Linked DNA regions of Homo sapiens: all the other regions are linked to region 2. Evidence: read pairs that join two places in POLR2A ChIA-PET (ENCODE). Cell type or tissue: OCI-LY7. All regions are shown on one strand. Each heading gives the region's core, and the rest is flanking DNA. Links, peaks and the distances in the headings are about the cores only. Region 1 holds the start of KLHDC7B (kelch domain containing 7B). Region 2 holds the start of LOC105373096 (a long non-coding RNA gene). Region 3 holds the start of MIR12114 (microRNA 12114).

Region 1 (8,203 bases), core at 204-8,203, 230 kb after region 2:
CAACACTTTCCAGCAGCCACTCTCACATCAAATGATTGCCATCAGGATTAAACAACTTACAGAATTCAACACCCCACCACCCAGGTCTATGATGGTGATCACCTGTACACGACTCTGCACTCCAGTGACTACGTCACTCAGTGGTAACAGAGAGCAAAGCTCTACCATCTGGTCATCCTCTCAGCTTGCCCAGTGGGGATTTGTTGAAGTAAATTTTTTTTTTTTTTTGTGACGGAGTCTCGCTCTGTCACCCAGGCTGGAGTGCAGTAGTGCGATCTCAGCTCACTGCAACCTCTGCCTCCTGGGTTCAGCAATTCTCCTGCCTCAGCTTCCCGAGTAGCTGGGATTACAGGTGAGTACCACCATGCCCAGCTAATTTTTTTGTATTTTTAGTGGAGACGGGGTTTCACCATGTTGGCCAGGCTGGTCTCCAACTCCTGATCTCAGGTGATCCACCTGCCTTGGCCTCCCAAAGTGCTGGGATTACAGGTGTGAGCCACTGCACCCGGGCTGTTTAAGTAAACTAAAATGGAGACCGGGCCTGAAGAATCCCTAAGCAGACAAAACAAGTTAGGTCTCGTAAGTGACTTCAGCCTTGCTTAAATTGAAAACATAAGTGAAACTTAACTTGAGCCATTATTTTGTTTGTTTGTTTTTCAGTAGAGACAAGGTCTTGCTATGTTGCCCAGGCTGGTCTCAAAGACTAGTCATCTGCCCTGCCTCGGCCTCACACCCAAAGTGCTGGGATTACAGGCATGAGTCATTTCTTTTTTTTCTTTTTTGAGACAGAGTCTTCTCTGTTGCCCAGGCTGGAGTGCAATGGCGCAATCTTGGCTCACTGCAACTTCTGCCTACCGGGTTCAAGCAATTCTCCCACCTCACCCTCCCGAGTAGCTGGGATTACAGGCACTTGCCATCATGCCCAGCTAATTTTTGTATTTTTGTAAAGATGGGGTTTCACTATGTTGACCAGGCTGGTCTTGAACTCCTGACCTCAGGTGATCTGCCCACCTCAGCCTCCCACCCAAAGTGCTGGGATTATAGGCGTGAGCCACCATGCCTGGCTGAGTTGTTTCTGATAAATGCTTCCATTAGACAGAGATAAATTTTAATCTACCCAATCATAAGTAACCAACTATCATGATTATATAACTACTGACTTTCCAACAGGATAAGCCAAAGAAAGCAACTCTATAACTGTAACCAATCAAATAATTTCTTTATTGTGCTTCTACATTTTCCCAATAAAAACTTGCACTTGATGTTTTGTCTCTGGAATACTAACGCTCTTTCAGTCAGGTGTTCCCCAATTCATAAATTGCTTTTCACTCAAATAAACCCTTTAAAATTTTGTTGTGAGTCAGATGTTTCTTTAACGCATGGTTGCAAAACGTGCTGTTAGTAAGGAACATGACTGAGATCTACATTCAGGTCCTAGTGCAGTTTCTTTTGCTGTCACCAGGGCCATCTTGCTGGCTTGCCACAGGTTATGTGATAATGACTGGGCATCATTCATGGGAAACTGCACTGCGTAAGCAGGCCTGGCTAGGCCCACAGTAGGCCCCGGGCACATTTTCAGCTGCGAAGCGGAGGACTAGCAACCGGTGAGGTAGAAGGAGAACCAAGAGATGGTGGGAGAATGGGAACTGAGCTGAGAGAGCTTCCGGAAGGTTGCGGTGGCCTAGGGCGATCCACGTCATTGAGAAACGGCGTTAGGCTGATTTCACGGGGCAGATGACATGGAAGTGCTGCTGAGGAAGACGCTGAGCTCCGAGGTGAAAAGGGATGAGGACGCCTAAGAAGACACGAGCGCAATACCTAATACAATTTCCTGAAATTGTTTCATGTCACACGTTAAAATAATATGAAACACGTTAAATAATAAAATGGTATGAAGGTTTTGTCTGAACTACAGTGATTTGTCTTCAGATTTTGAAATATAACAGACTTTATTTTATTTATTTTATTTTTTGAGACAGAGTCTCGCTCTGTCGCCCAGGCTGGAGTGCAGTGGCGCGATCTCGGCTCACTGAAACCTCCGCCTCCCGCGTTCACGCCATTCTCCTGCCTCAGCCTCCCGAGTAGCTGGGACTACAGGTGCCCGCCACCGCGCCCGGCTAATTTTTTTGTATTCTTAGTAGAGATGGGGTTTCACCGTGTTAGCCAGGATGGTCTCGATCTCCTGACCTCGTGATCCGCCCGTCTCGGCCTCCCACAGTGCTGGGATTACAGGCTTGAGCCACCGCGCCCGGCCCTGAAATTGTTTAATGTCACACGTTAAAATAATATGAAACACGTTAAAATAATAAAATGATATGAACGTTTTATTTTATCTGCACTACAGTGATTTGTCTTCAGATTTTGAAATATAAAAGAGTTTATTTATTTTATTTTTTAAGACAGAGTCTCGCTCTGTCGCCCAGGCTGGAGTGTGGCGGTGCGATCTCGGCTCACTGAAACCTCCGCCTCCCGGGTTCAAGCGATTCTCCTGCCTCAGCCTTCTGAGTGGCTAGTATTACAGGTGTCCGGCACCATGCCCCACTAATTTTTTTTTTTTTTTAAAGTAGAGCAGGGGTTTCACCATGTTGGCCAGGCTGGTCTTGAACGCCTGACCTCAGGTGATCTGCCTGCCTCGGCCTCCCAAAGTGCTGAGATTACAGGTGTGAGCCACCACGCCCGGCCAAAAGCCTTTATTTTTTGCCTTTTCTGCTTTTAACCATCCTCCTTTTTGGGGGGTTGGGGGGACCTAGTTATTAACAGAAAAAAACCCTTTGCTGGTGTCTTTTTTTCTTTTTTTTGAGATGGAGTCTGGCTCTGTCACCCAGGCTGGAGTGCAGTGGCGCGATCTCGGCTCACTGCAACTCCCCGGGTTCAAGCGATTCTCCTGCCTCAGCCTCTGGAGTAGCTGGGATTACAGGCGCCCGCCACCACGCCCGGCTAATTTTTCTATTTTCGGTAAAGACAGGGTTTCTCCCTGTCGGCCAGGCTGGTCTCGAACTGCTGACCTCAGGCGATCCAACACCTCGGCCTCCCACCTCGAGGCGATCCGACACCTCGGCCCAGGTCGCACTTTTTTGCCCGTTTTGATCCCATCCTCCAACTGCGGCCACAGCCGGAAATGTAGAGAAATTCGCGCTCCTGGGGCCGGCGGGGCTGGCGCTGGCTCACCCGCTCCCCGGGCCCTCCCAGTCGCCAGGTTTGCGCTCGGAGCCCAGGGGCTGCGGGTTCACAGTTCGCCCGCGAGTCGCTGTCAACCCTCCAGGCGCGGCCCGGGGGCGCTCGCGCGCGCTGCCAACGGAGCCATCCCTGACGCGTTCTCAGTCTACGGCAGAAAACGCCAGTCGGCGCCGGACCGTGACTCCAGGGTTTCGCGGAAATAAATTTTAATCCAGTTTTGAAGCCACCACTTGGAGTTCCAGGGCAGTTGCACCCCGGGGGTGCGCTGCCGCCACCGCTTCCCGCCCCCTACTCAGTCTCTAATATTTATGGGTGTCATCTCCATCCTCTGAAGGTTTCTGGACCCCAAACTTAACCAAGAGGCAGAGCCTGAGACTGGGACAGAGAATAAGGGCACGGTCTAGAAAGCCTTCCCTCAACTTGAGGTCCACCTTAAGGCATGGGGCCCACCCTCACCCTCTCCCTGTCATCTAATAGTCCCAGGGGGAGCTGGGAGGTGAGTTACCTGAGGCTCAGTAGGGTTCAGGCTGGGTGCCAGGGACACTCCTAGGCCATCTCCTTGCTGCTTGAGTAAGGGAGAAATCCCCAGGCCTGCTGTGTCCCAGAGGAAGGAAAAATACACACGGTACTTTCCAGGGAGCCCTGCCTTTGTCCCAGGGACTCCAGGCTCTTTTTCTTGTCTGAGCCTCACCTGGCACCTGGCCCGAGACACTCCTGAGATGGGATTAAGCAAGGAGCAGGTGGAGGAGCCCAGGCTTCTCCCTCAGGAAGCAAGTGCTCACATCCAACAGAAGTACCTACATGCCGGCCTGAGCCAGGGCTAGGAGGTACCAGCCAGGATGTGGTCTCGAGGGCGAGTCCTCAGCTCAGATAAGGGAAGGCTGAGGACTGAGATGAAGACACCCAGAGTCTGGCTATTAGAGCACCTGGGGCCAGAGGGGGGTGGTTTCTAAGGGATCCAGGTGCTGGCTGATGCGGTAACTGGAGTAGGGGGCAGGCTGGGCTCAGGGTTCTCCAGGGGCACAGTGAGAGTCTCATCTGGGCAGTCAAGACACTCTCGATGGGCGCAGGGGGTCCAGGAGATCCTAGAAGGTCTAGGTGGGCTGAAATAAGCCTGGCCATAAAGAGAGAAATATGTTTGGATTTTATTTATCCCATTAATTTTTTTTTTCTCTTGACTTGATAACCCTATCCCATGTCTGGTAAACCCAGAGTAAGGAGTCCAAAAGCTGCTGGAGGAGGAGCTATGGGAGCCTCAGTCTCCTCTCTATGCCCCCTCCCTGTGCCCCAGTACAAACCTCCACAGCACCCCTGCAATGATAATGCTCACTGCCAGGACCCGTGTCCAGGGTCTCCCTCTTCAGCCTGAGAGACCACCGTCAGGCACAGCCTGCACCCTCCCGTGCACGGCCCCCACCCCTCCCCTGCTGGCCCACAGTGGAATCAGCCTCTCCGGTTTCTGGTGATTTCATCAGGGCCACATCACATTGCTAGAGCTAGAGATAACATCTCCCTGTGGGTAACCCTTCCCTGCCAAGCCCCCTGAAGCTGGGCCCAGGCTGAGAGGAGGGACTGTGGGGTGTGGAATAAATTTAGGGGTGTGAGGGTCTACCAGGCAGAAGCAGGTTGGCTGTGATGACAGCACAGAGCTCAGGAACGCTGCCTGAGGACCCTGGGGCCTACGAGGAGGAGAAGAGGGCAGGAGCTGGTGGGGTGCTTGCAGAGACCCTGGGCTCCTATCCTGCCATAAGCCTCGCTGTCTCCTGATATCTGCAGCCAGGCCCTACTGACACCCCCAGGCCTGAGTGCAAGCAGAGACCCCACCATTCCCAGGCCCTGGAGGACTGGTCCACCTTAACTGGGCAGCCCTTGGGGCAGGCGCTGGCCGGTGCCTCAGCCCAGGCCTCTGTGCTCTGCATGCACTGCCAGCCTGCCATCAGGCCTCTATTGCAGCCCTGAACCATGATCCAGGGCACCTTGGAGCCAGATGGTCCCCTCTGGGGCTGGGACTGGGACAGTGACAATGACTGGGATAGTGCTGTGCTGGCCCTCCTGGCGCTGGCTGTGGTGGCTGCCACAGCGCTGGCCTTACACTGGTTTGGCTCCGGGCACGATCAAGAGGCGGCAGAACCGGTGTCCACAGCCCTCGGGGCTCAACCTCATCAGGCAGGAGGAGCTGAGCTGGCCCTGCAACCGAAGTCTAAGGTCAGTGATGGCAGCGAGGGGCAGAGCCCAGGGCAGGGGAAACCAGAGCCCCCAGGACGCGGCCAGCAGAGCCCTGTCCCTGCTGCAGCGCCGGGCGGGGGCCTGGCCGCCATGGCCCGGCTTCCACTCAAGACGGCTGTCGAGGAGGCCCGCAGAGAGGCATTAGGACAGCAACGGGGCAGTGCCACCCCCGCGGCCCCCCGAGCGGAAGGAAAGGAGCCTCCCAGGCCAGGCACTGCCCTCCTGGGCAGGAGCGAAGCAGGGGGGATGTCCGCCCCCCTCCTGATCCACTTCACTCCTCGGAGCCCTGGCAGCGAAGCGGAGGCGGAGACAGGTGGTGTCAGGGCGTCCTCTCGCCAGGCCGCAGGCCCCGCGGGGCAACAGGACACTGGCCCCTGGCAGGCGGGCGCGGGGCCCTCGGGCTCGATGGGGAGAGGCCGGGGCCGGCGGCGGCGGATGGACGCTGGCTCGGGAGACAGAGCCCGCCGCCCCCGGAAACTGGACCCGCTCCGCCTGGGCGCCGCGGGGAGCGTGTGGGACGCGGTGGACGGGGCCGCCGCCCTGGACGCCCACGCGCGCGGCCTCCCCACAGGACCCCCACTCGCCCAGGAGCCCGCACTCCCGGCGCTGCCCGCTCCCCGCGCCCTGCAGCCTGGGTCTCAGACGGAAGGCTCTGGGGCCAAGGGTGGCTGGAGCAGGGAGGCCTCGGGGGTCCCTGCCCCCGGAGGAGGCTGGCCCTGGGTCAGCAGGGAGGTCCCGGGCACCCGGAGCTTTGGCCCAGCCCCAGACTCCACGCGCCCCTGGCTAGAGAGTCCGCCTCAAGGTCGCCCACTCTCGTCCCAAGGGCCGGGTGCCACAGGGGCCTACGATGCCGGCGAGGCCGGGGCTGACAGCTCCCGAGATAACAGTCCTGCCGCTGACCTGGGGCCCACCCGGCCCCCGGAGCAAGCAAAGCCGGCTGCAGCCGGCCACAGCCGCGCGCCCTCCCGGAGCCGTGAGCCTCGCCCGCGCTCCGCCTCCCCGCCCGCAGCTCCCGGCCCGGGGTTCCCACCTGAAGCCCTGACTCTCCCCTCTCCTTCAGACTTTTTGCCCCTGGAGGTTACCCAGGATCCTTCCGTGGGCGAAAATCTCAGAGCGGCGCCAGCCCCAAGTTCAGCCTCAGCCCAAGTCTTAACTTCAGCTCCAGCCTCAGTCCTAGCCCCAGCCCTGGCTTCATCCCCCAGCTCAGCACCAACCTCAGCCACCACCTCAACCTCATCCCCCACCTCAGCCCCAGCCCCAGCTCCAACCTCAGCTCCAACTTCAACCCCAGCCCCAGCCCCAAGTCCAGCTGCAGCCGCAACTCCAGCCCCAGCCCCAGTCCCAGTCCCAACCCTCACACCCCCATCCCCAGCCCTAACCCCAGTCCCAACCCCAGCCCTAAGCCCAGCTCCAACTCCAGCCCTAACCCCAGCCGCATCCCCAGCCCTAACCCCAGTCCCAACCCCAGCCCTAAGCCCAGCTCCAACTCCAGCCCCAACCCCAGCCGCATCCCCTGCCCCAGCCCCCACCTCAGCCCCAACCCCAACCCCAGCCGCATCCCCTGCCCCAGCTGACGGGTCAAAGCCTCAGGAGAGTGTGGCTCTCCCCAGGCGCTACCAGGAGGGGCAGGTCTCAGCCAGCTGGGGAAACCTTATTGCCATGGTTCTTAGAAGCCACCCCTTCCCCAGGCAAGACAGGCCCCAAGGGAGTGTCCCGAGGGCGGTTCCCGGGAGCCCCGTGGGTCCCAGCACTTCCACACACTCTGAGGACAGACACGGCCCCTCTTCTTCAGTGGGGACAGTCATAGGGACAGGTACAGGGGGCCTGGTTGAGGCTGGAGGTCAGCCACAGCCAAGAAGCTCCGAGACCAACGGATCGCCCAGCCCAGACCCTCCCCCAGGCCTAAGAGGAGAGGGAACCAGGGAGAAAAGTCTAGACCCGCTGCCCCAAGCCGCGATGCCCAGGGGCCCCGCACAGCCCCCCGCGCAGAGGCCGCCTGGCCCCGCGGCCTCCTCCTCTGCGAGGCGCTCACAGCCGGTACCCCAGCTACGGAAACGCAGCAGGTGCGAAATCGCCCCGAGCTCGGAGCAGGAGGTCAGGCCGGCCGCCTCGGGGGACCCTCAAGGGGAGGCGCCGGGGGAGGGGGGCAGCCCTGCCGGCCGCAGCGGGGCGCTCACGGAAAAGCAGGAGGAGGCCCGGAAGCTCATGGTGTTTCTGCAGAGGCCCGGGGGTTGGGGGGTGGTGGAGGGGCCCCGGAAGCCCAGCTCCCGGGCCCTGGAGCCCGCCACGGCGGCAGCCCTGCGGCGGCGGCTGGACCTGGGCAGTTGCCTGGACGTGCTGGCCTTTGCCCAGCAGCACGGAGAGCCCGGCCTGGCGCAGGAGACCTACGCGCTGATGAGCGACAACCTGCTGCGAGTGCTGGGAGACCCGTGCCTCTACCGCCGGCTGAGCGCGGCCGACCGCGAGCGCATCCTCAGCCTGCGGACCGGCCGGGGCCGGGCGGTGCTGGGCGTCCTCGTACTGCCCAGCCTCTACCAGGGGGGCCGCTCAGGGCTCCCCAGGGGCCCTCGTGGCGAGGAGCCTCCTGCGGCGGCCCCTGTGTCCCTGCCTCTACCTGCGCACCTGCATGTGTTCAACCCCCGGGAGAACACCTGGCGGCCCCTGACCCAGGTGCCCGAGGAGGCCCCGCTTCGGGGCTGCGGTCTCTGCACCATGCACAACTACCTGTTTCTGGCGGGGGGCATCCGTGGCTCCGGTGCCAAGGCCGTCTGCTCCAACGAGGTCTTCTGCTACAACCCTC
Region 2 (8,820 bases), core at 1-8,000:
GAAGTGGCCCCAAAGCCGGGGCAGGGTCTGCTGACCTGGGCTGGGGGGTACCCGCCCAGACCCCTCCCGTCACCCTGTGCCCATCCCAAGTGCAGCCCTGGCTCCTGCCGGGCCCAGCACAGAGCAGGATGGTCTCAAAGCCCAGGCTCCCTTGCAGACTTGTCCAGAGGCAGAGAAGGCGGCCTCAGGCAGTGAATCTCTCCTGACAGCCTCTCCTTGACACCTGTCTTTCAGAACCTCCTGCCCACTGTGCCTATTTCCACTGGCTGCAGACATGTGGGCACCTGCTTCCTCTTCTAGACAATTCTCCCTCCTTCCTTCCAGAACTGTCCCAAGGGGTACTCAGGATGAGCGCTGCCTCCCTTGGGCAGTCCCCACATGGCGCTGGCCATACACACACACACGTGCACACGTGCACTCACGCAGACACACACGCACACACATACTCACACACAGATGCACACATGCACGTACATGCACGTGCACACACAGTGAGCTCCTCAAAAGCAGTGTGCAGAACCCTAGGGGGCTCACCTGAACAGGTCCAGCTCGTGGACGCTAGCAAGAACCACTGGGGCTGGCAGCAGGTTCTGAGAGGAGGAGAGTGAAGGTCAGGGCCAAGGGGAGGCTGGCACCCCTTGGGCCCCAAGCAGCCCCTGCCTCACAGCACAGGGGAAGGTGGAGAGCACCCAGCCCTACACCAACACACAGCCTGTGGCTTTGCCTGGGTTTGACAACCCCGCAGGGTGAACCAAGGAAGCAGGTGTGGGACCACCCGGCCCAGGAGCAGGACTCAATCGGGTGAAGCCCAGCTGTTTCAGCTCCACCTCCGCCTCAGCTCCCACCTCTTGGTCAAACTGCTTCGGAGGACTGGACTCGGACTTGTCCACCCTGGATGGGATGCGCACCTGGGAGAAGGAGGGAGCAGCTGCCAGAGGGAGTAGGGCATCCCCACACACCTGCAGAGCCTACTCCCCAGCCAGCTGGCTCTCACCTGGACAACAACGCCCATGACAGGTAGGTTCAGGGTCTGCCCAGGTGCAGGCGCCGGCCACTGGTCGATCTCACTGCACACTGCGGATGCAGTAGCCCGCATCAGGACCCTCCCCAAGGAGAAGCTGCTGCCGAGCCCACCAGGGGCCACAGCTGGGATGATGAGACCACGATGGCCACGACTGATGGCCACTCACCTGCTTCCAGGCAGGGCGCCAGCTTGTCAAAGTACTCGGGGGCGATGAGGCTTAGCAGCGCTTGGAACAGCCGGACAAAGGGCAAGCGGGACACCAGCACCAAAGACTGCAGGGCCACGGGGCCAGTTAGAGGCCCAGTGCCAGGCCTCACCCTCGCCACTCAGGAGCCCACGGGGACCACCGAAGCCACGCTCACCTGGAGCTGGCCCAGGGTAGCACGTCCCACCAACTTCACAGGACAGCTGCCCCAGGAACGCCTGACTTGGACCCCAGAATTATTAGACAGGAGAAAACCCAACACTGAACTCCCTGGGTGGCGGCCGGTGGGGCTGGACCCTAGGGCCTTCGGAGGGAAACGCACGGTGGCCAGAATTTCTAGAACGACCTCCCCAGGGGCTGAGCAGCTTTTACTCTCTGCCTATGGCTTCCAGGCTGGGTTGCCCTGACACTGACAGTGTGATGACCCTCCAGCCATCAGTGAGGGGCAGCAGTGTCCTGGACCAGGACAGAAGGGCCTTGGGTCCCATGCCAGGCAAGGACAGGGCGGGGGGGGGGCGAGGACAGGGCGGGGGGGCGGCGAGGACAGGGTGGGGGGGCGGCGAGGACAGGGCGGGGGGCCCCGAGGACAGGGTGGGGGGGGGCGGCGAGGACGGGGGGGGGGCGGCGAGGACAGGGCGGGGGGCCGCGAGGACAGGGTGGGGGGGGGCGGCGAGGACAGGGTGGGGGGGTGGCGAGGACAGGGTGGGGGGCGGCGAGGACAGGGTGGGGGGGCGGCAAGGAGAGCTGGACACAGCCCAGGTGGGGCTGCAGGAGGGGTGGGCACTGCTGGAGGCTCAGGCCCCTTGCCCGCCCACAGCCCCTCCTGCTGCCTGCCAGCTCCTGCCGCTCTTGAGGTGCCAGCCCAGAGTGGCCAAGCAGCGCACCTTCTGGAAGTAGCCCCTCTTCACAGAGCTGTCCTTCACCTGCCTGAAGTACACGTAGCCGAAGTAGTGTGCCGGCTCCCTCTGCAAGGAGCATGGTGTTAGCCAGCCACGCCCCACCCGGACCACCTGGCCAGCCCCAGGGCTGGGAGTGGCAAGGAGCATGCAGGGACTGCTGCAGATGGAAGGCTGGAGAACCAGGAGGCTCCTGGAGCTGCTGTCCGTGCACTCTGGCCACCAAGGTGGAGGCCAGGAGGTCCTGGGCTCAGAAGGTGGGCAACACCCCTGCTGATACAGCAGGGAGTCCGCTGGTGTAGTGGAGAGGGGCTCGGGGGGCTGGGGGCCCTGGGAGGGCCCCTGTTCAACTATGCAGGTGCCCAGCCACAGATGTGTGGTGCCAAGGAAAAGTCCCAGGGACCCTGGGGAGACCCTGGAAGAGCTGGCCCATCCTCAGTTGGGGCTGGTGCCTGGGACTGCAGGGCCAGTGGGGCCTGGCCAGCTCCTCTCCTGCCACACAGGGCCCAGGCACTCTGAAGGGGCTTCTCCTACCAGCCTGACCCTGGCAGGACCCTTGGGGAGCAGGGGAGAAGCAGGCCAGAGACGCAGCCCAGTGCTCACCTGCAGTGCCACAGGGGCCCTGCTGTTGTAGTGCCTGTCGTCGGCATGCCAGGGGCTCCTCTGCCCTCCACACTGGCGCATGCGGAAGCTGAACTGAGTGTCTCCAAGGCAGCCTAAGAAGGGGCAGCCCCACCACACGGGTCAAGGCCGGGAGCCTCTTCTGCAGGCCCTGGAGCTGGTGACCGGGGAGCAAGGGCCCTGCGAGCCTGGCCTCTGCTGGTAAATATACCCCAGAAACCAGCCTGGCTAACACAGTGAAACCCCGTTTCTACTAAAAATACAAAAATTAGCCAGGCATGGTGGCACACACCTGCAATCCCAACTACTCAGGAGGCTGAGGCAGGAGAATCACTTGAACTTAGGGGGCGGAGGTTGCAGTGAGCTGAGATGGTGCCATTGCACTCCAGCCTGGGTGACGGAGTGAGACTCCGTTTAAATAAAAAAAGCCCCAGAAAGAATGCCCAGCCCAAGGGGTCTGTGTTTCCCAATGGGCTCCTATTCTGACTTCTGTACACCCTGCACCTACAAGTCTTAGAATATATTCGCATAGAAAAGCACCTTCAACTTCTCTGGGAGATTGGCTTGACCTGCTTGAGATAGAAAACCAGGCACCAGAAAATGGCCACCCAGATGTCTATACCCTGGGGCAGGAGCGGGAGGGAGGCCCAGCCCCTGGCGGCCACTGTGTGGGGTGTAGGAGACTGACTGTTGGTCCCTCTGCAAAGAGACACCCTTTCTACGTGAATCTGGGGACCGGCCTGACCTGCTGCAACGCGGGGCTCTGGGTGCCTCCACGGAGTGGGCATGGGGCTGGTGCTGCTCACCCCTGTGGCACTCTGGGCACCGGGGCAGCCGAGGCAGCCATGATGCCCCTGGCCCAGGCTACAGGGATGCCCAGCTGGCTTCATGTCCAGCCCCAGGAAAGGTGGGGTTGCCTACCTGAGTGCGAGTCGGGAAAAGACAGGTAGCAGATGCTGCTTTTCTGAAACATATAAAACCCCGGTGAGGGCCGACCCACTCCTGGGTCCTGTCCATTCCCAAGAGGGCCGGGACTCACCTCCTTGTCTGTGAGCCGGAAGTCGTTCGGATACACCAGCTGCAGAGGAAGACAGAGTGCTTGGTGACACCATCTGTCCGAGGAGGCGACACCCCTCGACAGCATCTGCTGGACTGTGACCGTCCCAGCAGCTGCAGCATCTGTCTGTGGGGCGCAGGTCAGTGCCCAAGGTGCTGGCTCGCCCCCTGCTCCCTGTTCCAACAGCACGCTGCATCCTCCCCACACCATATTCTCTGTGTTCCAACAGCATGCTGCATCCTCCCCACACCACCTTCTCTGGCTGTGATGTCTGGCTCCTTGCTGACCCGCTCCTATCTCTGACCTCCAGGCACCAGGCCCCGGGCAACTCCCCTGCCGGCCAGAGGCTTCTCTACTCCCACCTCCCCAGGCCCCTCTCAGTAAGAGGCCAGCACAATTGGGTGAGCTTCCTGACCCCTTTCTCACACCCCTGGTCCTCACAGCCACCCAACCACCTCTTGCCCAGACTGCAGTTGGGCCCCCCTGCCCCTACCCACCCGGACATCTGTTCACAGCATCAGAAGGGTAGTGCTTCAGGGACCCAGAGGCCCCCTCACCCGGGATGGTCACGGGGCTCCACCTGGCCGGCCCTCCATCTCCCTCACCACCCGCCAAGCCAGAGGGCCCCTCACCTGGGATGGTCACGGGGCCCCGCCTGGCTGGTCCTCCAGCTCCCTCACCACCCGCCAAGCCAGAGGGCCCCGGTCGTGCTGCTCCCCCAGCCTTTGCTCAGATGCAGGCCCAGAAGCACCCCTGCCCCATGATGGCAGCTTGCTGTCAGGCCCTCTCCCCGTCCTGCTCAGCAGTCTTCACCCACCCTCCCCCTGCCAGGGCCTGTGCCCCACCTGTAGCGCCCAGCCGGACAAGGCCTGCACCCCCAGGAGTGGACAGTGGAGGAGAGCATGATGCTAAGCAGGCGCTGAATGACTTGGAAGACAGGTGTGCGCTGACAGAGGCGGCAGGTGGGGCAGGTGAGCCTGGGAGCCCAGCCCAGTAGGTCCACGCACACATGGACCACTTTCCCTCTAGGGAGCTCCCAGAGCCCCCATTCCCAGTGGGCCCTGCAATGTCTCCTGGGCTGCCTGAAGCCTGCCAGGAGGGCCTCTGCACACTGTCCCCTCCTCATCCCATCTGCCCAGCTTCTCCACTGAGTTGGGTTTAGGCTATAACAAGGCTTCTTCCAAGGTGTGCCCTGAGCCCCCAGACAGTGAGGAGCCGGGCCCTGGATGAAAGCATCTGCCATTTTGTTTCTGAGAGACAGGGTCTCGTTCCCTCACCCAGGCTGGAGCGCAATGGCACAATCACAGCTCACTGCAGCCTCGAACTTCTAGGCTCAAGCGATCCTCCCGCCTGAGCCTCCTGAAGTGCTGGGAGTGCAGGCGTGAGCCACGCCCAGCTTGCTCTGTGAAAATAGCCCTGCTCTTCTGTTTGCTCTGGGCTTGCTACCATGGTCCTGCTTTGCCTCTTCCAATGCAGAGTAAGTCTCTCTAAGGACCCTGTCCTGGTTACTTCTGCCTCCCAGCACCTGGCACAGAACAGACCCTCCCCAAATACAGTGTTCGTGGAATGTGTGAAGAGGTCTCTGAGGTTTACTAGAACAGGTGGGTGGAGGGGAGCTAAACAGGCACCAAGGAGTGGTCAGGAGGAGGACGAGGGTGGAAGCTGGGAGTAGGCTGGACCCACAGGGGTGCCTCAGGATAGCTCCATGAGGGGCTGGAGATATAGGGCCACTCAGCCTGAGCCTTCATGTGTCTGCACTGAGGAGAACTGAGAAAAGGCGGGTACCTTCTGCCTGGGGTCAGGACTCTGCACCTGGTCTGCCAGTCACAGGAGCCTGTGGCCTCTGAGCTCCGTGCCCATGCCCAGGGGGCCCTCAGCATGTCTGACCAGGGAAAGCCACATTCTCAGGCTCATCCTTTTTGAGAGTGTCCCTGGGGCCCAGGTACAGCCTGAAGTTGAGTACAAAGCCAGGGGTCAGGCCACCCAGGGTTGGCCACGCCAAGGTTAAGGGGACAAATGGAGCTGATCTTCAGGGCAAGGAGGCCTCCCAGGTCAGGCTGTGCCCTGCTCGGGGTTCCATGAGGGTCTTGCCTGAGCCCTGCACAGGTCCCTGCTCCTGGTCACCAGTCACCCGGAGGAAGACTGGGGGTGGGAGCTTGGTTTGGAGAAGGCACATGCAGGGAGCGGTTCCCAAGGTATGGCCGGGCCACCCTGGGATCCCGGGGGTCACAGCCCTTCTCCTGTGTGAGAGCCTCCTCTCTCATCTTCACCCTCAGGTACAGCATGGCTCCCAGAAGCCGCGGTGTGTCCTGTCCTAGAGGGCTGAATGCAGTGCTGATGAGAATCCAGCTGTTTTCCATTTGGTCGGACTTTTTATTTTTTATTTATTTATTTTTTGAGACGGGGTCTTGCTCTGTCACCAGGCTGGAGTGCACTGACGTGATCTCAGCTCACTGCAAACGCCATCTCCTGGGTTCAAGCGATTCTCCTGCCTCAGCCTCCTGAGTAGCTGGGACTAAGGGTGCACGCCACCACGCCCGGCTAACATTTTTCTATTTTTTAGTAGAGACAGGGCTTCACCATATTGGCCAGGCTGGTCTCGAACTTCTAACCTCGTGATCCACCCGCCTTGGCCTCCCAAAGTGCTAGGATTACAGGTGTGAGCCACGGCGCCCAGCCCTTCTAACTCTCAAAAATGTTTTTTAAGACAAGGTCTCACTGTCACCCAGGCTGGAGTGCAGTGGTGCGAACACAGCTCATTGCAGCCTCGACCTCCTGGGCTCAAGCAAACCTTCCACCTCAGCCTCCTGAGTAGCTGGGACTACAGGCGTGCGCCCCCACACATGGCCAATTTTTACACTGTTGTGCTACAGGCGTGCGCCCCCACACATGGCTGATTTTTACACTGCTGTGTAGAGATTGGGTCTTGCTATGCTGCCCAAGCTGGTCTCAAACTCCTGGACTCAGCCTTCCAAGCAGCTAGAACTACAAGCCTGTGCTACCACGCCCAGCTAATTTCCTTGGTTTTAACTCCTGGTAAACATTGATAGATATAACCAATATTAAAAAAAAAAAACTCTTTGGGGTCCTCAATAATTTTTTTTTTTTTTGAGATGGAGTCTAACTCTGTTGCCCAGGCTGGAGTACAGTGGCGCGATCTCAGCTCACTGCAAGCTCCGCCTCCCGGGTTCACGACATTCTCCTGCCTCAGCCTCCTGAGTAGCTGGGACTACAGGCGCCCGCCACCATGCCCAGCTAATTTTTTGTATTTTTAGTAGAGATGGGGTTTCACCGTGTTAGCCAGGATGGTCTTGATCTCCTGACCTTGTGATCCACCTGCCTCGGCCTGCCAAAGTGCTGGGATTACAGGCGTGAGCCACCGTGCCCGGCCAATAATTTTTAAAACTACAAAAGTGTCCTAAGACTGCAGAGTATGGGCACTGCTGCCTGGGAGGGCATGGCTGCCAGAGTGAAAGTGGTATTCTAACTGACCAGAGTTCACTCCAGAGACCTCTGAGGGAGCTGGGATGTTGAGAGGTAAATTTTCCATTAGAAAAAAAATTTTTGTCTTTTTTTGTTTGTTCTGAGACAGAGTCTCACTCTGTCACCCAGCCTGGAGTGCAGTGGCGTGATCTCCGCTCACTGCAACCTTTGCCTCCCAGGTTCAAGCGATTCTCTTGCCTCAGCCTCCAGATAGCTGGGATTACAGGCGTGCCACAATGCCTGGCTAATTTTTTGTATTTTTAGTAGAGATGGGGTTTCACCATGTTGGCTAGGCTGGTGGTCTCAAACTCCTGACCTCAGGTGATCTGCCTGCCTTGGCTTCCCAAAATGTTGGGATACAGGCATGAGCCACCGTGCCCAGCCTTATTTTTTTTTTTTTCTTGAGACAGAGTCTTGCCCTGTTGCTCAGGCTGGAGTGCAGTGGCACAATCTTGGCTCACTGCCAACTCCGCCTCCTGGGTTCACACCATTCTCCTGACTCAGCCTCCCAAGTAGCTGGGACTACAGGTGCCCACCGCCATGCCCGGCTAATGCTTTTTTTTTTTTTTTTTTTTTTTTTTTTAGTAGAGACGGGGTTTCACTGTGTTAGCCAGAATGGTCTTGATCTCCTGACCTCGTGATCAGCCCGCCTCAGCCTCCTAAAGTGCTGGGATTACAGGTGTGAGCCACCACGCCCGGCTTGTTTTTTGTTTTTTAACAGACAGGGTCAACCTCCAACTCCTGGACTCAAGCAGTTCTCCCACCTCAGCCTCCCAAGTAGCTGAGACTACAGGTTTGTGCCACCATGCCTGGCTCTTTTTTTTTTTTTTTTTCCTTTTTGAGAGCTGCACTCCAGCTCTGTCACCCAGGCTGGAGTGCAGTGGCACGATCTCAGCTCACTGCAACCTCCACCTCCCGGGTTCAAGCAATTCTCCTAACTCAGCCTCCAGAGTAGCTGGGATTACAGGCATACAATGCCCAGCTAATTTTTTGTATTTTTAGTAGAGACAGGGTTTCACCATGTTGCCCAGGCTGGTCTCAAACTTCTGAGCTCATGCAATCCGCCTGCCTCAGCCTCCCAAAGTGCTAAGATTATAGGCATGAAACACTGTGCCCGGCCTCATTTTGTATTTTTTGTAGAGATGTGGGTTTTGCTATATTGACCAAGCTGGTCTAGAACTCCTGGGCTCAAGTGCTCCTCCCACTGTGGGCTTCCAAAGTGCTAGGATTACAGGCATCAGCCAGCACGCCTAGCCTTTTTTTTTTTTTTTTTTTTTTAATTTTGTTTTGAGACAGGTTCTTGCTGTAACCTAGGCTGGAGTGCAGTGGTGATCATGGCTCACTACAGCCTCGAATTCCTGGGCTCAAGCAATCCTCCAGCCTCAGCCTCCTGAGTAGCTATAACTACAGGTGCATGCCACCACACCTGGCTAATTTATTTTTAATTTTGGTAGAGACAGGGTCTCACTATGTTTCCTAGGCTAGTCTGGAACACCTGGCCTCAAGTGATCCTCCTGCCTCGGCCTCCTAAAGG
Region 3 (9,704 bases), core at 957-8,956, 86 kb after region 2:
TGCCTGCCCAGGCCACAGCAGAGGGCGCCACCCCAGGGCTGGAGGCAGCAGCAGTCACATGGTCAGCCCTAGAGCCTGGGGATGCTCCTGGTCTTTTCGTGAGCTCTTGTCTAGTTTGCTTGCCAAGATCTGGATTATTTGAGAAATAAGACAGAAGAGTCAGTAAGAGACACCAAGCTGTCGCTTTCATTACTCATAAAGCAGTGTCATTTATAACTCTGAGCTGTGGGCTTCCTCATTCCTGATTGCAGAATTAGAACTGCTCACCCAGTGGGAAGCAGCAGTGGGTCACAGCGGGCCCCCAGGAAGCACCCCCTGCCGCAGAGAGACTTGCTGCACTCAGGGCAGAACTGAAAGAAAGACAGCGTCTCCACCAAGGGAAACACTGGGAGGAAGGGAACTTTGCCATAACAGTTCCTGGGCCACTGACCATCCACTCCACATCCATTGTCCATCTCCTGTCATGGCTTCTTCCTCTTCTTCGGTTGACTTCCTGTGGTAAATTACACTCTGTTAAAACAGCTTCCTGAGATGGAGTTCGTGGGTGGTGATGTTTAGGGCATCGGGCCTGCGTGTTTGAGACCCTCTGATTAGAAGTTCAGACTGGGCATTACCCCCTGGGCTTTGGGAGCCTCCGTGTTGTCCTCTAGTCTCACAAGTCTGATGTAGCAAGCTCCTGGCTCACGTGTGTCACCTGTTTTCTCTCCTCTCTGAGGGCATTTAGGTTCTTTTCTAAGCCCTATTGTTTCTCAATTTCCCAGTAATGTGGAATTATTCCATGGGTCAGGACAGGGGATCCCCAAAGAGCATCATTGAGCCAAGAGAGTTTCATAGTCAGAGCTTGGGCGAATTTAGTAATAGGTAAGTACAAAATCAAGCAAACAGAAAAATATTGACTCTAAGGGAAAAGTTGTATAAGTAAGCAAAGATATCCCGAGTAGACAAATGAGGTCAACAGTGGATATCCATTTCTTTCATTTGTTGTTCTGGGCTCCCTGAACCCTTTTAGTCTGTACATTTGTGACATTAGCTGAGGGAAATTTCTCATATTGTTTCTTTGATATTTTCCCTCTTTTCTCTTTCTGGGACTTCTAATGAGGTGTTAGATTACTCAAATTAATGCTTTCCTTATTTTTGCTTTTAATGTTTTGTACTTTGCCTTTTTGGCCTACATCTGAGAGACTTCTTCATCTTTTAAGTTCTCATCCTTTTATTGACTTTTCAAAGTTCTACCATTATTTTTTGTTTGTTTTTTAGATGTGAGGTCTTGCTATGTTGCCCAGTCTGGACTCAAACTCCTGGGCTCAAGTGATCCTCCCATCTCAGCCTCCCAAGCAGTTGGAACCACAGGTGCCACCATGCTTAACATCTGTCATATTTTAAAATTTTATTTTTTTTTTGAGATGGAGTCTGGCTCTGTCGCCCAGGCTGGAGTGAAGTGGCACGATCTCGGCTCACTGCAACCTTCACCTCCGGGTTCACGCCATTCTCCTGCCTCAGCCTCCCGTGTAGCTGGAACTACAGACGCCCACCACCACGCCCGGCTAATTTTTTATATTTTTTAGTAGAGACGGGATTTCACCGTGTTAGCCAGGATGGTCTCGATCTCCTGACCTCGTGATCCGCCCGCCTCGGCCTCCCAAAGTGCTGGATTACAGGCGTGAGCCACCGCGCCAGGCCAATTTTTTTTTTTTTTTTCTGAGACAGAGTCTGTCTCGCTCTGTCGCCCAGGCTGGAGTACAGTGATGCGATCTTGGCTCACTGCAAGCTCTGCCTCCTGGGTTCACACCATTCTCCCGCCTCAGCCTCCCTTTTTCTTTTTTCTTTTTTTTTTTGAGACGGAGTCTCACTCTGTCGCCCAGGCTGGAATGCAGTGGCACAATCTCGGCTCACTGTAAGCTTCGCCTCCTGGGTTCACGCCATTCTCCTGCCTCAGCCTCTTGAGTACAGGCGCCTGCCACCACGCCCGGCTAATTTTTTTGTATTTTTTAGTAGAGACAGGGTTTCACCGTGTTAGCCAGGATGGTCTTGATCTCCTGACCTAGTGATCCGCCCGCCTTGTTCTCCCAGAGTGCTGGGGTTACAGGCGTGAGCCACCACGCCTGGCCCATATTTTTAATTTCTAAGAGCAGTTTCTTATTCTCATATATTTTAATAAAAGCTTCAAGTTCTCATTCATGGATACACAGTCTTAATGTGTCATCTCTGAGAACATTGTAGTTTAAAAGAGTTTCCTTCTGTTCTCTACACTTGCTCTCCTCCGTGTGCCTTGTTTTCTGCTTGGTCAGCACCACGCTTCTTTCATAAGTGGGGCCCTAGATCCTGCACAGAGTTTGGGATCTGCATGGGGCTTACTCACCACAGCTTAGAGGCCACTAGTTGACTTTTCTCTTTGTCCCATTATTTTTCCCAGAAAAGAATCCTTCTAGCTCTCCCCTGTGGGGAATGGACCTGTCAGTATCAGGAGCTGAGTTGGGAAGAGGGCTGGGGGCACCCCAGTTTCTTTTTTTTTTTTTTTTTTACCAAGTTCCCTATTTCTGGATGGTGTCTGGTCACCCTGTGGCTGTGCCTGGTGTCCCTGGCCCCAGGAGCCATAAGGAAGGGACATGTCCCACTGCCCTGGCCTGTAAGTTCTCAGCCCACCCTGCCCTTACTGGCCGCCAAATCAGTGTCCAGGCCTCTCTGGAGTTCTGTGGCCTGAATTCTCATCTCTAGTTGATGCCCCTTCTGTGGGCTCCTGAAACTCAGCCTTCCCTGTGCCAAGTCAGTCTTCACGTGGCCGGCTGCTTCAGTCCTCCAGGCTGGTTCGTCGTTTCTGCCTCTCCATTCTTGTCTTTTTAATTCTTTGTGTTATTTGAGATGGAGTTTGAGAGGGAATATGAACAAGCCTGTGTGCTCCATCTGCTGTGTTTGACTGGAATTTCTATACCTTGTATACATTTTTAAAACTACTAGAGCAGCACCTGTCATTTGAAGAATAACTGTAAAATGTTGATAAAGGAAAAAAGAAAATCTTAGTCCCTCCATCTAGAGAATCAGTGTCTTCTAGCTTGGTTTGTGCCATGTGTGCACACGTTTGTCCGTGTGTAGACAAGATGAGTTTGGAGCTGGGTGTGGTGGCTCACGCCTGTAATCCCAGCACTTTGGGAGGCCAAGGCAGGCAGATCACTTGAAGTCAGGAGTTCGAGACCAGCCTGGCCATCATGGTAAAACCCCGTCTCTACCAAAAATACAAAAGTTAGCCGAGCATGGTGGTGCATGCCTGTAATCCCAGCTACACAGGAGGCTGAGACAGGACGTGAACCCGGGAGGCGGAGGTTGCAGTGAGCTGAGATAGCACCACTGCACTCCAGCCTGGGCAACAGAGCAAGACTCTGTCTCAAGAAAAAAAAAAATCAGTTTGTTCCCTGTGGTATTGAGACACTTCTTCAAGGAATGATTTGGATGTTTCTCTGCTTCCTTACGTTTGATCTTCCTCCTCACCCCATGGGATGTGACTTCCTCCCCCTGCCCAGCTCACCGGTCTTAGTGTTAGAGATCTGGTAGACCTGGGGCCTCACTGTGGCCTTTGAGGCTGCCAACCTGGCCCTCCTCTCCTGCTCTCTGGTCCTCCTGCCCTGAGGGACCATGTGTTGTCCACTTGCTGGCCAGCCCCTCTGACATCCCACAGGGTGGGTACTGCCTGCCCCAATTAACAGACAAGGACACTAAAGGCCAGAAAGTTCGGCTAGTGAGGTCGGCTAGTGAGGGGATGAGCTTGGGCCTGCCCCAGCCCCCTGCGCCAGCTCTCAGGCCCCCTCTCTGCCCACACATCCAGCTTGCAGTGCCCCTGTGCCCTGACCCTACTCCATCGGGCCCCAGCCAGGTCCTCTCTCCCAAACCCAAGCCTGCTGGGCCACTCTTTGACCCTCTACACTCCACCTGCCCTTCACAGGCGCTGTTCCTCAGAGCTCTAAAAGTGGCACTTTCTTGTCTGGGCTGATGAGGCACACCCACCCCCCAGCCAGCCGAGATCATTGCGTTTCTTCCCCTTCCACACTTGGTCGGCTGCCAGGCCTGGCCAGCTGTTTCCTATAGAGTCTCTCAAACCCTGGCCCCTCCAGCCGGTCGCGTGGACCACCTTGGCTTAGGTCCAGTGCTAGGGCTGCCTCTCTACCTGGCGGTGGCCACATGTTGGCAAGAGAAGGAAGGTCATAGCAGCTGACCTTGAGCACACATTTGCTGTGTGACAGGCATGGGCAGGCACTGTCACCTGCACATTCTATTTTTTTTTTTTTTTTTTTCTGGAAACAAGAGTCTCGCTCTGTCACCCAGACTGGAGTGCAGTGGCTTGATCTCATCTCACTGCAACCTCTGCCTCCCAGGTTCAAGTGATTCTCCTGCCTCAGCCTCCCCAGTAGCTGGCATTACAGGCGCCCACCACCACACCTGGCTAATTTTTGTATTTTTAGTAGAGATGGGGTTTCACCATGTTGGCCAGAATGGTGTCAATCTCCTGACCTCAGGTGATCCACCTGCCTCGGCCTCTCAAAGTGCTGGGATTACAGGTGTGAGCCACTGCACCCGGCATATATTCTTTTTTTAAGTCAGAGTCTTACTCTGCCACCCAGGCTGGAGTGCAGTGGTGTGATCTTGGCTCACGGCAACCTCTGCCTCCCGGGCTCAAGCCATCCTGCGCCTCCCGGGCTCAAGCCATCCTGCCACCTCAGCCTCCCATGTAGCTGAGACCACAGGCATGTGCCACCTCGCCTGGCTAATTTTTCTTTCTTTCTTGTTTTTTTTTTTTTTTTTTGGAGAGACGGAGTTTCACCATGTTGCCCAGGCTAGTCTCCCACTCCTGAGCTCAAGAGTGATCCACCTGCCCACCCTCCCAAAGTGCTGGGGTTATAGGTGTAAGCCACCGTGCCCGTCCTTACCTGCACGTTCAGATGAGAAAACCCAGACACAGAGAGGACAGGTCACTTGCTGGTGTCAGGACAGGCCTGTTCTGAGACAGCCATTCCTACAGGACGCTCCCACTGGGTGGGCCCTGGGCTCCTCCCCAGCATTCCCAGAGGCAGGGTCATGCACCAGGCCTTGCTATGGGGGCTGCTGTTGAGGGCTGCGTCCTGGGCTGTGGGGTGTACCTCTCCTGGGGCGATGGCTGTCACCCACCTCTGTCTACCAGTTACAAAAGAGGGAGCAAAGTACCTTATTCACAGGTGTTGGTATTTCTTAGTCATAACGTTCTTGCGTAGTGCCTCATCCCTCACATGGTTCCTGAGCGGCTGATGGGTGTTTCTCCCGTCTAGGGATGGAGTGGTCTGTGTTTGTTGATGGAAGGGGCATGGCTTAGAAGGAAAGGAGAGGCTCAGTGGAGGGGAAGATGGAAATGGCCACAGATGTGGCCTCGCGGAAACAGTGTGGTTAGACTGGAGGTGAGAGGCCTGGAGGGAGGCAAGAGGCCTGGCAGGCGAGTGCGAAGGCCTGGAGGGAGGTGAGAGGCCTGGAGAGAGGTGAGAGGCCTGGCAGGCGAGTGTGAAGGCCTGGAGAGAGGTGAGAGGCCTGGAGAGAGGCGAGAGGCCTGGCAGACGAGTGTGAAGGCCTGGAGAGAGGTGAGAGGCCTGGCAGGCAAGTGTGAAGGCCTGGAGAGAGGTGAGAGGCCTGGAGAGAGGCGAGAGGCCTGGCAGACGAGTGTGAAGGCCTGGAGAGAGGTGAGAGGCCTGGAGAGAGGTAAGAGGCCTGGAGAGAGGTGAGAGGCCTGGCAGGCGAGTGTGAAGGCCTGGAGAGAGGTGAGAGGCCTGGAGAGAAGTGAGAGGCCTGGCAGGCGAGTGTGAAGGCCTGGAGAGAGGTGAGAGGCCTGGAGAGAAGTGAGAGGCCTGGCAGGCGAGTGTGAAGGCCTGGAGAGAGGTGAGAGGCCTGGAGAGAGGTAAGAGGCCTGGCAGGTGAGTGTGAAGGCCTGGAGAGAGGTGAGAGGCCTGGAGAGAGGTGAGAGGCCTGGAGAGAGGCGAGAGGCCTGGCAGGTGAGTGTGAAGGCCTGGAGGGAGGTGAGAGGCCTGGAGAGAGGTGAGAGGCCTGGAGAGAGGTGAGAGGCCTGGCAGGCGAGTGTGAAGGCCTGGAGAGAGGTGAGAGGCCTGGAGAGAGGTGAGAGGCCTGGAGAGAGGCGAGAGGCCTGGAGAGAAGTGAGAGACCTGCAGAGAGGTGAGAGGCCTGGAGAGAGGTGAGAGACCTGGCAGGCGAGTGTGAAGGCCTGGAGAGAGGTGAGAGGCCTGGCAGGCGAGTGTGAAGGCCTGGAGGGAGGTGAGAGACCTGGCAGGCGAGTGTGAAGGCCTGGAGAGAGGCGAGAGGCCTGGAGAGAGGCGAGAGGCCTGGAGAGAGGTGAGAGGCCTGGAGAGAGGTGAGAGACCTGGAGAGAGGCGAGAGGCCTGGAGAGAGGTGAGAGACCTGGCAGGCGAGTGTGAAGGCCTAGAGGGAGGTGAGAGGCCTGGAGAGAGGTGAGAGGCCTGGAGAGAGGTGAGAGGCCTGGCAGGCGAGTGTGAAGGCCTAGAGGGAGGTGAGAGACCTGGCAGGCGAGTGTGAAGGCCTGGAGAGAGGAAAAGCCGGAAGACTGAGAAAGGTTATTTAAAGAATGGGAGTAGGGTCAGAAAATGTCAGATATCAGCGTATAGGGCATGAGGAGCATAGAAGGTATGTTAAAAAACTGAACTTCTAGTAGTCAGAAATACCAGCTGGTCACAGGTAGTCACGTTTTTGTTCTGTTCTGAGGTCTGTAGTGTTTGTTTGATCACGTGGGTCTGCTTCCTAAGAAGCAGACTATGTAAGCAGCTTCCTAAGAGTTGGAGAAGTCTAATTTCACCTCCAGTGCTTGGACTGTGCCCTTTTAGATATCCAAACACAGCCTGTGAGCTTCTGACTTGTGATGTGCCGCAGATCAGCGACCGCCTCGGTGGGGACGAGAGCCTGCTGAGCCTCCTGTACGACTTCTTGGACCATGAGCCGCCTCTCAATCCTCTGCTCGCCAGTTTTTTCAGCAAGACCATTGGCAATCTCATTGCAAGAAAAACCGAACAGGTAAATCACGTGCAAAGCCTCCGTGACTTGGGGCACCGTCATGGTGGATGCTGACGTGTCCTGCTGTGAGCCTGGCGGTGCGACTCATCCTCCGGCCGCGGGAACAGCATCTGTGACTCTTCTGCGCAACACGTGGAGCAGTGTGTGGGTTTTGCCAGTCTGGGAGCTGGAATTTGAAAGAGTGTTTCTGGCTGGGTGCGGTGGCTCAAGCCTGTAATCCCAGCACTTTGGGAGGCCGAGCTGGGCAGATCACTTGAGGTCAGGAGTTCAAGACCAGCCTGGCCAACATGACAAAACCCTGTCTCTACTAAAAGTACAAAAATTAGCTGAGCGTGGTGGTGCGCACCTGTCATCCCAGCTACTTGGGAGGCTGAGGCAGGAGAATCGCTTGAACCTGGGAGGCAGAGGTTGCAGTGAGCTGAGATCGTACCACTGCACTCCAGCCTGGGCAACAGAGTGAGACTGTCTCAAAAAAAAGAAGGAGTGTTTCTTATAGCTGGCTCTGGAATAAGCAGCACTTCCCACCATCCCTGGGAGCTGCACAGTGCCCCAAAGTAGGCCATCTTGTGCTGTCACTGACCAGGTGGAGGTGTGAGGTCCTGGGGCATCATGGCAGGACCTTGGACATCCACTTTCTCAGGTCTGCAGCTTCATCTGTCTGGGTGGCGTGTCTGTCTGTCCAGAGCATTTATTCTTTCAAAACAAAGGTCACTTCTAGCATTAGACTTCTGCAAAAGCAGTTAGTGAATTCATCTCAGCCAGCTGTAACGGGGTCTTCCTGGAGTCCATCCTTGCTCCTGCCTTACATGTGACCTGACCTGGGCTTCTGCCCCTCCAGGCTGTGGACACACAGGTAGAGAGGCGTGGTGGTCCCTGTGCCTGCACCCTGCAGTCCGCCTTGGCCAGTCTTCTTTCCTGTGTCATGCCCCACCCGCCCATCCCTGATGGGAGTATTTTAAAACAAATCCCAGACACCAGATTATTTCTCATGTAAATATTTCAGTATGTATGTACATTTATTTATTTTTGAGACAGGGTCTCACTACGCCCAGGCTAGAGTCCACTGGCTCCAACACAGCCCACTGCAGTCTCAACCTCCTCAAGCTCAGGTGATCCTCCCACCTCGGCCTCCTGAGTAGCTGGGACTACAGGCACATAACACCACACCTGGCTAGTTTTTAAAATATTTTTTGTAGAGATGGGGTTTCCCCATGTTACCCAGGCTGGTTTCGAACTCTTGGGCTCAAGTGATCTGCCTGCCCAGGCCTCCCAAAGTCCTGGGACTACAGGTGTGAGCCACGATGCCCAGCTATGTATCTCTAAAATAAAGACTTTTTTCTTTTAAATATAATCAGAATTTCATGATCACACTCCAAAAATATTAACCGTAATTGTTTCATACCATCAAACATTCAGTCAGGGCACAAACCAGTATCTTACATCTGCTTTGAGCTCTGAGAAAGCGCAGCTCCACGAAGGCCGCGGTTCCCCTTGACGACATTCAGCATGCATGTGAGTGTTCAGTGGAATGCCGTCTTCCCTTGCGCTGTAAATCTGAGAGTTGCAAGGGCCGCCAGGGGACTGCCTCACCTCAGCTCCTTCTGAAGCTGAGTGTGAGTGAAGGTCGCCAGCAGCAGTGGGTCGTGCTGGGTGTGAGGCTGCTGGCAGAATGGGAGTGGGAGTGGAGGCAGCGGGGAGCTGTGGTGTGGGCCGGGGGATTGTCGTGGCTGTGAGGTGGTAGTAGATGTTGTAAAAACCTTTACTACCTGGCCCTTGCAGCCCAGTGACTAGATGCATGTATCTCATAATTTGCCATAACCTGATCTTATTCCCCTGCCACTTTCGGATATTTTCTTTATAATTTTACTGCTTCATATAATATTTTTCTTCCATTCTCTCACCCAGTACTTAAGGCATTAAAGTAATATGAACTGAACTGTTAAACATTTCTTCTGTTGGCTGGGTGCGGTGGCTCACGCCTGTAATCCCAGCACTTTGGGAGGCCGAGGCGAGTGGATCACCTGAGGTCAGGAGTTCGAGACCAGCCTGACCAACGTGGAGAAACCCCGTCTCTACTAAAAATACAAAATTAGCCGGGCGTGGTAGCACATGCCTGTAATCCCAGCTACTCAGGAGGCTGAGGCAGGAGAATCACTTGAACCCAGGAGGCAGAGGTTGCAGTGAGCTGAGATTGCGCCATTGCACTCCAGCCTGGGCAACAAGAGCGAAACTTTCCATCACCCAGCAGCTGGCTTGTTCTCACGGCCAGCTGTGAGGCAGGGATGCCTTGAGCCTTCCTCCTGTGTTTCCTGAAACTGTGGGAGTAGCCTAAAGGTGGGGCTTCAGTGAAATGACCGTCCGCATTTTCCCCGCCCTTCATTATGAATTCTTTCAAACGTCTACAAATGAGAGAAAATATTTCATGAACCCCCATGTCTCTGTCACTCAGATTCCACATCATCTGTTCATGGCTAATCACATTTCTTCTATATCTCTTTATTTGTTTTTCTTCAAGATTATTTTTATGATTCTTTGCCTTTTGATCATGATGATGATGATGATGATTTTTTTGAGGCAGAGTCTTGCTCTGTCGCCAGGCTGAAGTGCAGTGGCGCAATCTCAGCTCACCACAACCTCCGCCTCCCGGGTTCCAG

What was found. Peaks named below come from ENCODE experiments on the same cell type or tissue, not always from the same donor. Only the 100,000 strongest peaks of a DNase experiment are listed, where the experiment ranks them.
Region 1: POLR2A ChIA-PET joins it to region 2 with 11 read pairs; 2 of 35 experiments call an interaction of 5 or more read pairs at or near these places.
Region 3: POLR2A ChIA-PET joins it to region 2 with 12 read pairs; 5 of 35 experiments call an interaction of 5 or more read pairs at or near these places.

What each region holds. Positions count from the first base shown.
Region 1 is chr22:50,541,105-50,549,307 of GRCh38, forward strand. KLHDC7B (kelch domain containing 7B) reads left to right here and starts at 4,795. Exons shown (of 1, transcript NM_138433.5): 1 at 4,795-8,203. The coding sequence starts at 5,140. KLHDC7B-DT (KLHDC7B divergent transcript) reads right to left here and starts at 7,843. Exons shown (of 4, transcript NR_199716.1): 1 at 7,792-7,843; 2 at 5,270-5,364; 3 at 3,683-4,291; 4 at 1,199-1,795. It overlaps LOC102724608 (a long non-coding RNA gene), which reads left to right. Exons shown (of 2, transcript XR_430484.4): 1 at 1-352; 2 at 1,463-1,909. RefSeq lists enhancers at 38-117, 178-287, 576-870, 1,559-1,728 and silencers at 3,116-3,410, 7,321-7,750, 7,831-7,990. In OCI-LY7, for the core only: CTCF peaks have their summits at 3,286, 3,487, 4,589 and 7,573; DNase peaks (open chromatin) are centred at 3,287, 4,057 and 7,557; H3K4me3 peaks cover 319 bases; H3K27ac peaks cover 73 bases.
Region 2 is chr22:50,315,180-50,323,999 of GRCh38, forward strand. It overlaps DENND6B (DENN domain containing 6B), which reads right to left. Exons shown (of 20, transcript NM_001001794.4): 2 at 3,786-3,824; 3 at 3,668-3,710; 4 at 2,729-2,841; 5 at 2,114-2,194; 6 at 1,191-1,296; 7 at 995-1,074; 8 at 846-908; 9 at 535-590. It overlaps LOC105373096 (a long non-coding RNA gene), which reads left to right and starts at 2,140. Exons shown (of 6, transcript XR_007068159.1): 1 at 2,140-2,947; 2 at 3,771-3,942; 3 at 4,033-4,204; 4 at 4,635-4,774; 5 at 5,280-5,404; 6 at 6,080-6,883. RefSeq lists enhancers at 1-203, 2,206-2,706, 2,707-3,207, 5,781-6,281. In OCI-LY7, for the core only: CTCF peaks have their summits at 3,337 and 3,541; DNase peaks (open chromatin) are centred at 222, 702, 2,942, 3,862 and 1 weaker place; H3K4me3 peaks cover 3,610 bases; H3K27ac peaks cover 4,183 bases.
Region 3 is chr22:50,399,826-50,409,529 of GRCh38, forward strand. PPP6R2 (protein phosphatase 6 regulatory subunit 2) reads left to right here. Exons shown (of 24, transcript NM_001242898.2): 4 at 6,864-7,050. It overlaps MIR12114 (microRNA 12114), which reads left to right and starts at 7,617; the gene lies at 7,617-7,699. RefSeq lists enhancers at 1-507, 6,365-7,564. In OCI-LY7, for the core only: no CTCF peak of the experiment used is centred there; no DNase peak of the experiment used is centred there.